Linked DNA regions of Homo sapiens: all the other regions are linked to region 3. Evidence: chromatin contacts called from ENCODE Hi-C or POLR2A ChIA-PET data. All regions are on one chromosome and are shown on one strand. The core of a region is the stretch at or near the end of the contact, and the rest is flanking DNA. Distances in the headings are between cores, read along the strand shown. Region 1 overlaps EHMT1 (euchromatic histone lysine methyltransferase 1). Region 2 overlaps EHMT1 (euchromatic histone lysine methyltransferase 1). Region 3 overlaps EHMT1 (euchromatic histone lysine methyltransferase 1).

What was found. Hi-C counts contacts between places; a loop is a spot of excess contacts on that map. ChIA-PET counts read pairs that join two places held with the same protein, here RNA polymerase II (POLR2A). Pooled maps may share reads with other maps.
Region 1: a loop to region 3 is called in a pooled map, with 2.4 times the contacts of the local background. The contact joins two enhancer-like sites. A Hi-C loop is called at or near these places in 1 of 50 pooled maps. POLR2A ChIA-PET finds 5 or more read pairs at or near these places in 3 of 52 experiments (AG04449, HEK293 and IMR-90).
Region 2: a pooled map shows a loop between it and region 3 (9-fold over the local background). The contact joins two enhancer-like sites. A Hi-C loop is called at or near these places in 2 of 37 single-sample maps with no recorded cell type and 5 of 50 pooled maps. POLR2A ChIA-PET finds 5 or more read pairs at or near these places in 1 of 52 experiments (WTC11).

What each region holds. Positions count from the first base shown.
Region 1 is chr9:137,638,173-137,640,872 of GRCh38, reverse strand. The region is part of intron 1 of EHMT1 (euchromatic histone lysine methyltransferase 1); the gene reads right to left. It also overlaps the pseudogene SETP5. Among named protein-coding and RNA genes, the nearest start is that of EHMT1, 21 kb to the right of the region's middle. Within about 2 kb of position 1,417, at least 4 of the 41 ENCODE cell types and tissues checked have a DNase peak (open chromatin) inside an H3K27ac peak, as active enhancers do.
Region 2 is chr9:137,671,750-137,674,449 of GRCh38, reverse strand. The region is part of intron 1 of EHMT1 (euchromatic histone lysine methyltransferase 1); the gene reads right to left. Among named protein-coding and RNA genes, the nearest start is that of EHMT1, 54 kb to the right of the region's middle. RefSeq lists an enhancer at 904-1,013. Within about 2 kb of position 1,254, at least 6 of the 41 ENCODE cell types and tissues checked have a DNase peak (open chromatin) inside an H3K27ac peak, as active enhancers do.
Region 3 is chr9:137,824,404-137,827,103 of GRCh38, reverse strand. All of the region lies in intron 25 of EHMT1 (euchromatic histone lysine methyltransferase 1), which reads right to left. Among named protein-coding and RNA genes, the nearest start is that of MIR602, 13 kb to the left of the region's middle. Within about 2 kb of position 1,288, at least 3 of the 41 ENCODE cell types and tissues checked have a DNase peak (open chromatin) inside an H3K27ac peak, as active enhancers do.

The sequences.
Region 1 (2,700 bases), core at 168-2,667, 190 kb after region 3:
ATCTCAACTTATCTGGGGGGGAAATACCTTGAGGAGAATAAAATGTGAAAAGAATCTCTACCTCTTTCTGTTTCAAACTCATTTTTATCCCTTCCTATCTCAACAAACTTGTATGGAATCAACATCACCATGTTCTATGGAAAAAAGAACAACTTTCTGCCCCCTTTGCACTGTTGGAAGCTAAAGGGCGCCAGGCCCCTATAATGCAGAGAATTCTAGCATTTTTTCCTTCTCTGCATATTGGGCTCAGAGAAAACATGTATCTACTTGCTCTTGATTAAAAAAAGAAAATTTCAGACCAGGCACAGGGGTGCACACCTGTAATCCTAGCACTTTGGGAGACCAAGATGGGAGGATCACTTGAGGCCAGGAGTTCAAAACCAGCCTGAGCAACATAGGAAGACCCCATCTTTACAAAAAATTTAAAAATTAGCTGGACATAGTGGCAGATGCCAGTGGTCCCAGCTGATCAGGAAGCCAAGGTGGGAGGACTGCTTGAGCCCAGGGTCAAGGCTGCAGTGAGCTATGATCACGCCACTGCACTCCAGCCAGGGTAACAGCAAGACCAGGTCTCTAAAACACACAAAAATAAAACAAAACAAAAATTAAAATTAAAAGCTTTAAAAAATAAGGTTACAGGCCAGGCACGGTGGCTCACACCCGTAATCCCAGCACTTTGGGAGGCCGAGGCAGGCGGATCACCTGAGTTCAGGAGTTCAAGAACAGCCTGGCCAACACAGCGAAACCCCATCTCTACTAAAAATATAAAACTTAGCCGGGCACAGTGGCACATGCCTGTAATCCTAGCTACTCGGGAGGCAGAGGCAGGACAATCACTCGAACCCGGGAGGCAGAGGTTACGGTGAGCCAAGATCGCGCCATTGCACTCCAGCCTGGGCAACAAGAGCGAGACTCCGTCTCTAAATAAATAAGGTTACAGAAGGCCAGCAAAGGGTGGGTCTCAAATGTCTGGTGGGTTGAGTGGGCATTCTGATATCACAGCTCCTCCTCTGGCTGATTAATGGGGAGGTACAACAGACATCCTTGCAGTCTAAGGTGACACTTTAAAAATAAAATCTCTTCTATCAGGTAAGAAAAATACATATATATGATTCAACTGCTGAATCTACAAGATCCGATCTCAGATGGAAAGGACTGTAAGAGACATCCCTTCGATTGAAGATACAAAGAGATTAAAAGGCCAGAAAAAGATATAGTATGCAAAAATAAACCATAAAAAAACTGAAGTGGCTATACTGACATCAGACAAAATAGACTTTAAAACAAAAACATTTATAGAGACAAAGAGGGACATTTCATAATGAGAGAAGTGTCAAAACACCCAGGCAGATGTAACAACTATAAACACACGCAAGATAACATAGTCTCAAAACACGAGGCAAAAACCAACAGAACTGAAAGTGAAAATGTAAAATTCGACAGTACTGTAGATCTCATACTCTACTCTCAATAACTAATAGAACTAGAAAGAAAATGAGAAAGAATAAGGAAGACTTAATACTATCAACCAATTCAATCTGACATATAGGGAACATTCCACCTAATAAATTCATAATGCACATTATTTTCAAGCACTGATGAAACATTCCCCAGGACAGAATATAATACGGGATTTTTTTTTTAATCTAACAAATTAAACACACTGAAACTATACAAAGTATAATTCTGACCATACAGGAATTACATTAGAAATCAACAAAACAAAGAAATCCAGGAAATACCTAAATATTTAGAAATTAAATGACACACTTCTAAAGTCACAAGGGAAAATAGAAAATATTCTGAACTGAATAAAAATGAAAATACAACATATCAACATTTATAGGAAGCAGCCTGTTTTTTCCTAGGACACATGTAACAATAGAAATGTATGGTCTCGAAGTTCTGAAGGCTGGAAGTCCACAATGAAGGTGTCAGTAGGCCTTGTGGTCTGTAATGGCTTTGGAGTGCCATCCCCTGCCTCGGCCAGGCTCTGGGGTCTGCTGGCCGTCCCTGACACTCCTTGGCTTATGGAAGCATCACCCCAGTCATGCGCCACTTCTCCCTGTGTGTCCGCATGCTGTCTTCCTTCTGTGCATGTCTGTGTTCACAAGGCATCCTTTTTTTTTTATGAGGACACGTAAGTCATACTGGATTAGAGGCCTACCCTACTCAACTATGATTTCATCTTAACTAATCTGCAATGACCCTATTTCCAAATAAGGTCAAATTCTGAAGTATGGGGTTTAGGACTTCAACATATTTTTTAGGGGAATGCAATTTATTCTATAACATAGCTAAAAGCATTAAGAAACTAGTAAAAAACTAGGCCGGGTGCAGTGGCTCATGCCTGCAATCCCAACACTTTGGGAGGCCAAGGCGGGTGGATCATTTGAAGTCAGGAGTTTGAGACCACCTCGGCCAACATGGTGAGACATCATCTCTACTAAAAATACAAAAATTAGCCGGGCGTGGTGGCGGGTGCCTGTAATCTCAGCTACTTGGGAGGCTGAGGTGGGTGGATCACCTGAGGTCAGGAGCGCGAGACCAGCACAGCCAACATGGTGAAACTCCGTCTCCTAAAAATGCAAAAAATTAGCTGGGCATGGTGGCGCACGCCTATATTCCCAACTATTCAGGAGGCAGAGGCAGGAGAATTGCTTGAACCCAGGAGGCGGAGCTTGCAGTGAGCCGAGATCG
Region 2 (2,700 bases), core at 5-2,504, 150 kb after region 3:
AGATTCTCCGTCAGCCTGCAGAGTGTGGGAGAGCCAGAAAAGGGGACGGAATTCTGAGAGATTTTACTGTGGGTTTTAATTTATATCATGTTGGTGCTCTTTGATAGATGCCAGTGAAGAGCACAATCCTGTTTAATGTCTTTCGGCACCTGGAATTTGGTCTCAGAACAGGGCTCGATGGAGAGGTTGGCCTTCAGGAGGCCCTGGTGCAGGCGGGTCACACGTGCAGCCCCCCTCGCCCCACCACTGCCTCGTAAAGGGCAGCATGTGTTACGGTGCTGGTTTTCTAAGCTCACTGCGCTCCAGACCCTGTGAGGAATGCCTTGGTGTTTTAGAACGTCTCCCTGCCCACCCTGGATCGCCCCACTGCCTCTCTCCACTAACCGTATTTCAAACAGTGTGTGAAAAAAGCAGCTTTAGCTGGTCAGCACCTTGTCTGGGCCTCCTGGGCTCTATTCCAAGACAACAGATTGTCCTGCCCCCAATCAAGGCCTCAGCCCCCAGGCTCCAGAGAACAGTACAGCCCTAGGAGGGACCCACAGACTCTCAGGTCCTGCTAGTATTGGCTCCGGGAGGCTAAGTAATATGTTGACACATACAGATGCTGTTTTTTAATCTTACTATATTCATAGTAATTGTGTCATTTTCCATCTTTTCAATTCATACATACTCTCACACAATTACCACCATGAAATGACGGGCCTTAACATTTTTCTAATGTGAGAAACAAGTTTTGAAGACACTGATGAACACTGGCAGCCCCGGCCAGAGCCTCCCTGAGGGCAGGGCCAGTGCCAGGCAGGGCAGCAGCGCAGTTTCGCCAGGAGTTGTCTGGTGTAAAGCACAGGCTGGGAGTGCGGGTCTGAGGGAGGGACACAGACATGACCTCCACACACTCCCTGGCACATCCTCGAGGCCGGAGCTTCACACTGCCTTCAGCTCAGCCACCAGGGACACTGCAGCTGGACACAGCTGCCCTGCCTCCCAGGACACCCATCTCCTCTTCAGAACAACATGAGACATAAAAATAAGGCTGTACAGAACTTACACACCATGAAAAAATGAGAAGCCTATTTCTTTTTTCAGATCAGAAGAGCAACGTGAGCAACGGTCCTATCAGAAATACAACAAATATAAAAGCAGCAGTCGAGAATGGTGAGGGACCACAAACCCCTGGGGACTTGGTCCAGGCCAGCTCTGAGCACCACCAGGCACCCAGACTAGCACACAAGTAAGGGGTGCTCAATAAACACCTGCTGGGAGGTTCCTACACACTCTAGGATGTCACTCTAAGATGAGACAACCCTGATGCAAAAGGAAGGTAAGGTTCTTTGCTAAGCACTTCAAAGCAGAATCATCTTAAATTGGCAAAAAAGCAACCCATATAAAACTGGTTCTCAAGCTCCATCCAGCCCGGTGTCAGCCTTCGGACCTAGAACAAAAGCACCACCTTGTGGTTAGAAGTGTAAATGCAGGCTTAAACCTGCATGCAGAAAACCACAAGGTATAGTAGTAATATTAATAAATTCTCTGCAATCGGTAAAGTTCCTGGTAGAAGACCACATTCCTACTCATGTCAGAGATTGTTTTTTAAATGTTTCCACAACACTGCTCTGTAATACGATTGAGATAGCATGGGAAAACAAACACACACTCATGGCTGAATTTCATTCAAAATCTCCATGTTGATAAAAAGACATTAAACCTAAGGAGTTGACTATTTTGAAGGATATGACACAAAAATGTGAAACTTATCCCCAATCAGAATGTCAGCTCTACGAGAGGCAGAAACTGGTTGGTTGGTTGGTTAGTTCACTGCAGTACTGCGCCAGGCGCTTTGGTTTACGGTAAAACAACAATTCCCAAACTTTTCATTCTCAAGACCACGTCACACTCTAAACACACTGAGTACCCCAAAGGGATTTTGTCCACGAGTTGCCAGAATGGCACCAAGTTAGTGTTACCATGTCAAAACCTCCTGTACAAATAAAATAAACCTACTACGTGCTAACATAAAATTTACTTTATGAAAATGCCACCGAGTTAGTGTTACTATGTCAAAACCTCCTGTACAAATAACAATAAACCTACTACATGTTAACATAAAATACTTTATGAAAATGGCATCAAGTTAGTTTTACCATTTGTCAAAACCTCCTGTACAAATAACAATAAACCTACTACGCGTTAACATAAAACACTTTATGAAAATGAAGTATTCTTTTAAAAAAAGAAACAAAAGTGATACGGTTTTACATTTGTGCACCTATCTTTTCCAGTCAGCAGAGCCAGATGCTCACACCGCCTGCTGCACGCCCTCTATGGCACTATCACACATCTCGTGCCTGACACTCAGCACAGAATGAGAGCGAAAGGTAAATAATGCTTCACATCTGTATGTAGCCGGAGCCCTGGAAGAATCCTGGGGTCTCTGCACTGTCATGTCTGCTGGACAGGAAGTGCTGGGGGAGCTTCACTGAGTGCAGGGAGAAGGGGCGCAGCACGAACACAAGGACTAAGGGGCCACGGCCTCTCCACAGCCACATGTCGGGGCAAGGCCTGGACCACAGCACTGCAGGGTTGGGGTCCTTATTTCATCAGGATTCCAAGTATAGGATTCAGGCCCAGGCACAGTGGCTGATGCCTGTGATCCCAGCACTTTGGAAGGCCAAGGCTGGTGGAAAGCTTGAGCTCAGGGAT
Region 3 (2,700 bases), core at 39-2,538:
CCAGACAGGAGAAGGAAGCACAGAAAGTCCATGCCATGGAACAGGTGTGAAGGCACAGCACAGACGTGTGGGGGAGGAGGCGGGGACCCCCCGGCCAACATGACAAGCGAGTCAAGGAACTGAGAGCCTCCAGCAGCGATCTGATGGAGCAGTATTGTGCCTGTTGAATGTGACAACTTAAAAGCAGCCTGGTAAGTTGCAGTCCTTATTTTACAAAAGGATTGGCCCACAGTGAACTGGGAATATGGAAATGGCCCTTCCACACAGACAGTTTGGGAGGTGCGGCCCTAGGTGAGCAGGAGGAACCTGGCCAGTGAAGGCCACAGCCGCATCAGCAGGGAGACAGGCCTGTGTGCACAATGCTGCCATTAGGAGGTGGTTTCGAAGCCCCAGCAAAGCTCTCCCCTCTCCTCTGGGCTGCGGCTCCACCCGCCTGTCTTGGTCTCACTGGTTATCACGCAGTGAGAAGGCAGGGTCCCTCCATGAGCCAGGCGGTGGGGTCCTCCTGAGAACCAAACCAGTAGGTGCCTTGACCTTGGACTTCTGGCCTCCAGCACTGTGAGAAACCAGTCTGTTGTGCAGTCTATGGTGTTCTGTTACAGCAGCCTCAACGGACTGAGACAGGCCCCAGGAACCAGGGCCACCTGGAGGCTAAAGTCAGCTGGGGTGACAGAGGCCACGGCCTGCAGCTTAGCTCTGAGGCCTCCTGGTGCCTGGAAGTGGACCGGGGTGACCCAGTGCATCTTCTTCAAGCAGGTTTGAAAATACAATGTCTGGCACTCAAACAAAACTAACCAGAAACATGAGGAGACAGGGAAAGAAGAAGATAAGCAGCAAAACAGATGCTAGAAACAGACCTACAGAGATGCCAGATGCTGGAAGGAGAGACCAGGGCAGGAGATATGGCAGCAAGGAGACGGCACAGAAACAGGAACACACCGCCCCACCCACCCACCCCCTATGGACCCAGACTGACCACACAACACAGCACTGACGCCACATGGTTAAAATACACATAAATTATTTCCAGTAACAATAGCATATAAATCAGATATTCACATTAACAGAACAAGGAGAAAAATCATAGGCTTATTTCAATAGATTTTTTTAAATGTTCAACAAAATTCAACAACAATTCATGAAACTCTTTGGGACAGAAAAGAGAACTTTGTTATTCTGATAAAAGCATCCCGACGCCTGCACAACAGCATCACGGGAAACAGTCCTGAAAGGCCACGCCTCCTCCCTGACACTGGGCAGCCCCGCCGGTGTAGACGACAAGAATGAGAAGTGAAACCAAGGGGACCGGGGCAGCCTGCGTGGTGATGACACGGGCACACACACACAAAACAATGGACCCACACATATCATTACACTTAATAGGTGACTTTAGGCCACAGGTTAAAGAGTTAATTTTAAAAACCTACTCTATTTCTATCCATCAAGCAACAAGAGGAAAAATATGCCTCCTTCAAATACAAGAGCATCAGGGTTTCTGAGATGCTAAGGGCTCCTGCTTCTGACTGTGATGGGTCAGCTGGTGCTGCACTTGCCCTCCCACCCAAGACTGATGGCCCAGCCAAATCCACAGGACACAAACAGAGGTGCCCAGGGTGGCACCTCTGGGCAGTTTCTCATACAGTTGAAGGTCACTCACACATGACCCAGCCAGGAAATGGTAAAGGCCAGATGGCATGTGATTCCACTTACATGATATTGTGGAAAAGGCAGGATTGCAGGAAGCAAGTCAGCGTGGCCGTGGCTCGGAGTGGGGAAGGCAGGTGCCCGTGAGGAGAGGGAGTCGGCCCACACACATGTAGAATTCTAAGGCAGCCCCAAGAGTCTCCCTTGTATCAACCCATCCCCTTGAGCGTGACTTGCTTCTGGCCCACAGAATGTGAGGAAGGCAGCGTGGCAAAGCCCCGACATTCTCCTGCTGGCCTTCAAGAAGAGAGCTGCCTCTAGGAGCTCAGAGCACCCCCGGTTGCCAGCCAGCAAGGAAGCAGAGGCCTCATCCTGCAGCCAAGGAAGTGAATTCTGACAACCCAGGGAGCATTTACAAAAGGCCTGAAGCTAACATTAGACAGGGTAAGGACACCTCTTCCCCCAGTGCCGGGAAGAGAACAAGCATTATGCCCGACCTTCCAGAAAACAAAGCTGCACGGCTCAGAACGCGAGAAGAAAAACTGTCTTTACTCACACATGACGTGACCACATGTGCAGACAAGCCTAATAGTCCAAAAAGTGAGTAGAATTCATACATTTAACAAGGTCAATGCACAAAAAAATCAAGTATTTCCGCATTATTTCCAACAAACAACTGGAAGATGAAATTTAAAAACAATACTGTTTATAATACATGAAAAGTATGATGTGCTTAGGAATACATTTAACAAAACACAGTGTAAGATCTACATACTAAAAGCTACAAGGCTCTGCTGAGAGAAACTCAATATCAAACTCAAAGACAGCTGGGCCACCTACAGACACAGGGTCAGAAGGCTCAATGCGATAATGGCCAGCAGATTTAGTGCAGTCTCAGCAAAAATTCCAGCAGCCTTGGCCTGTACTGACGCCCGGGCTCTCAATTGTCTATGGAAATGCAAAGGACATGGAGGAGCAAAACAGTTTTGAAAAAAAAACCGAGTATGAGGAGTATGAGGACCTAACACTACCTGGCTCCAAGCTTTACTATCAGTC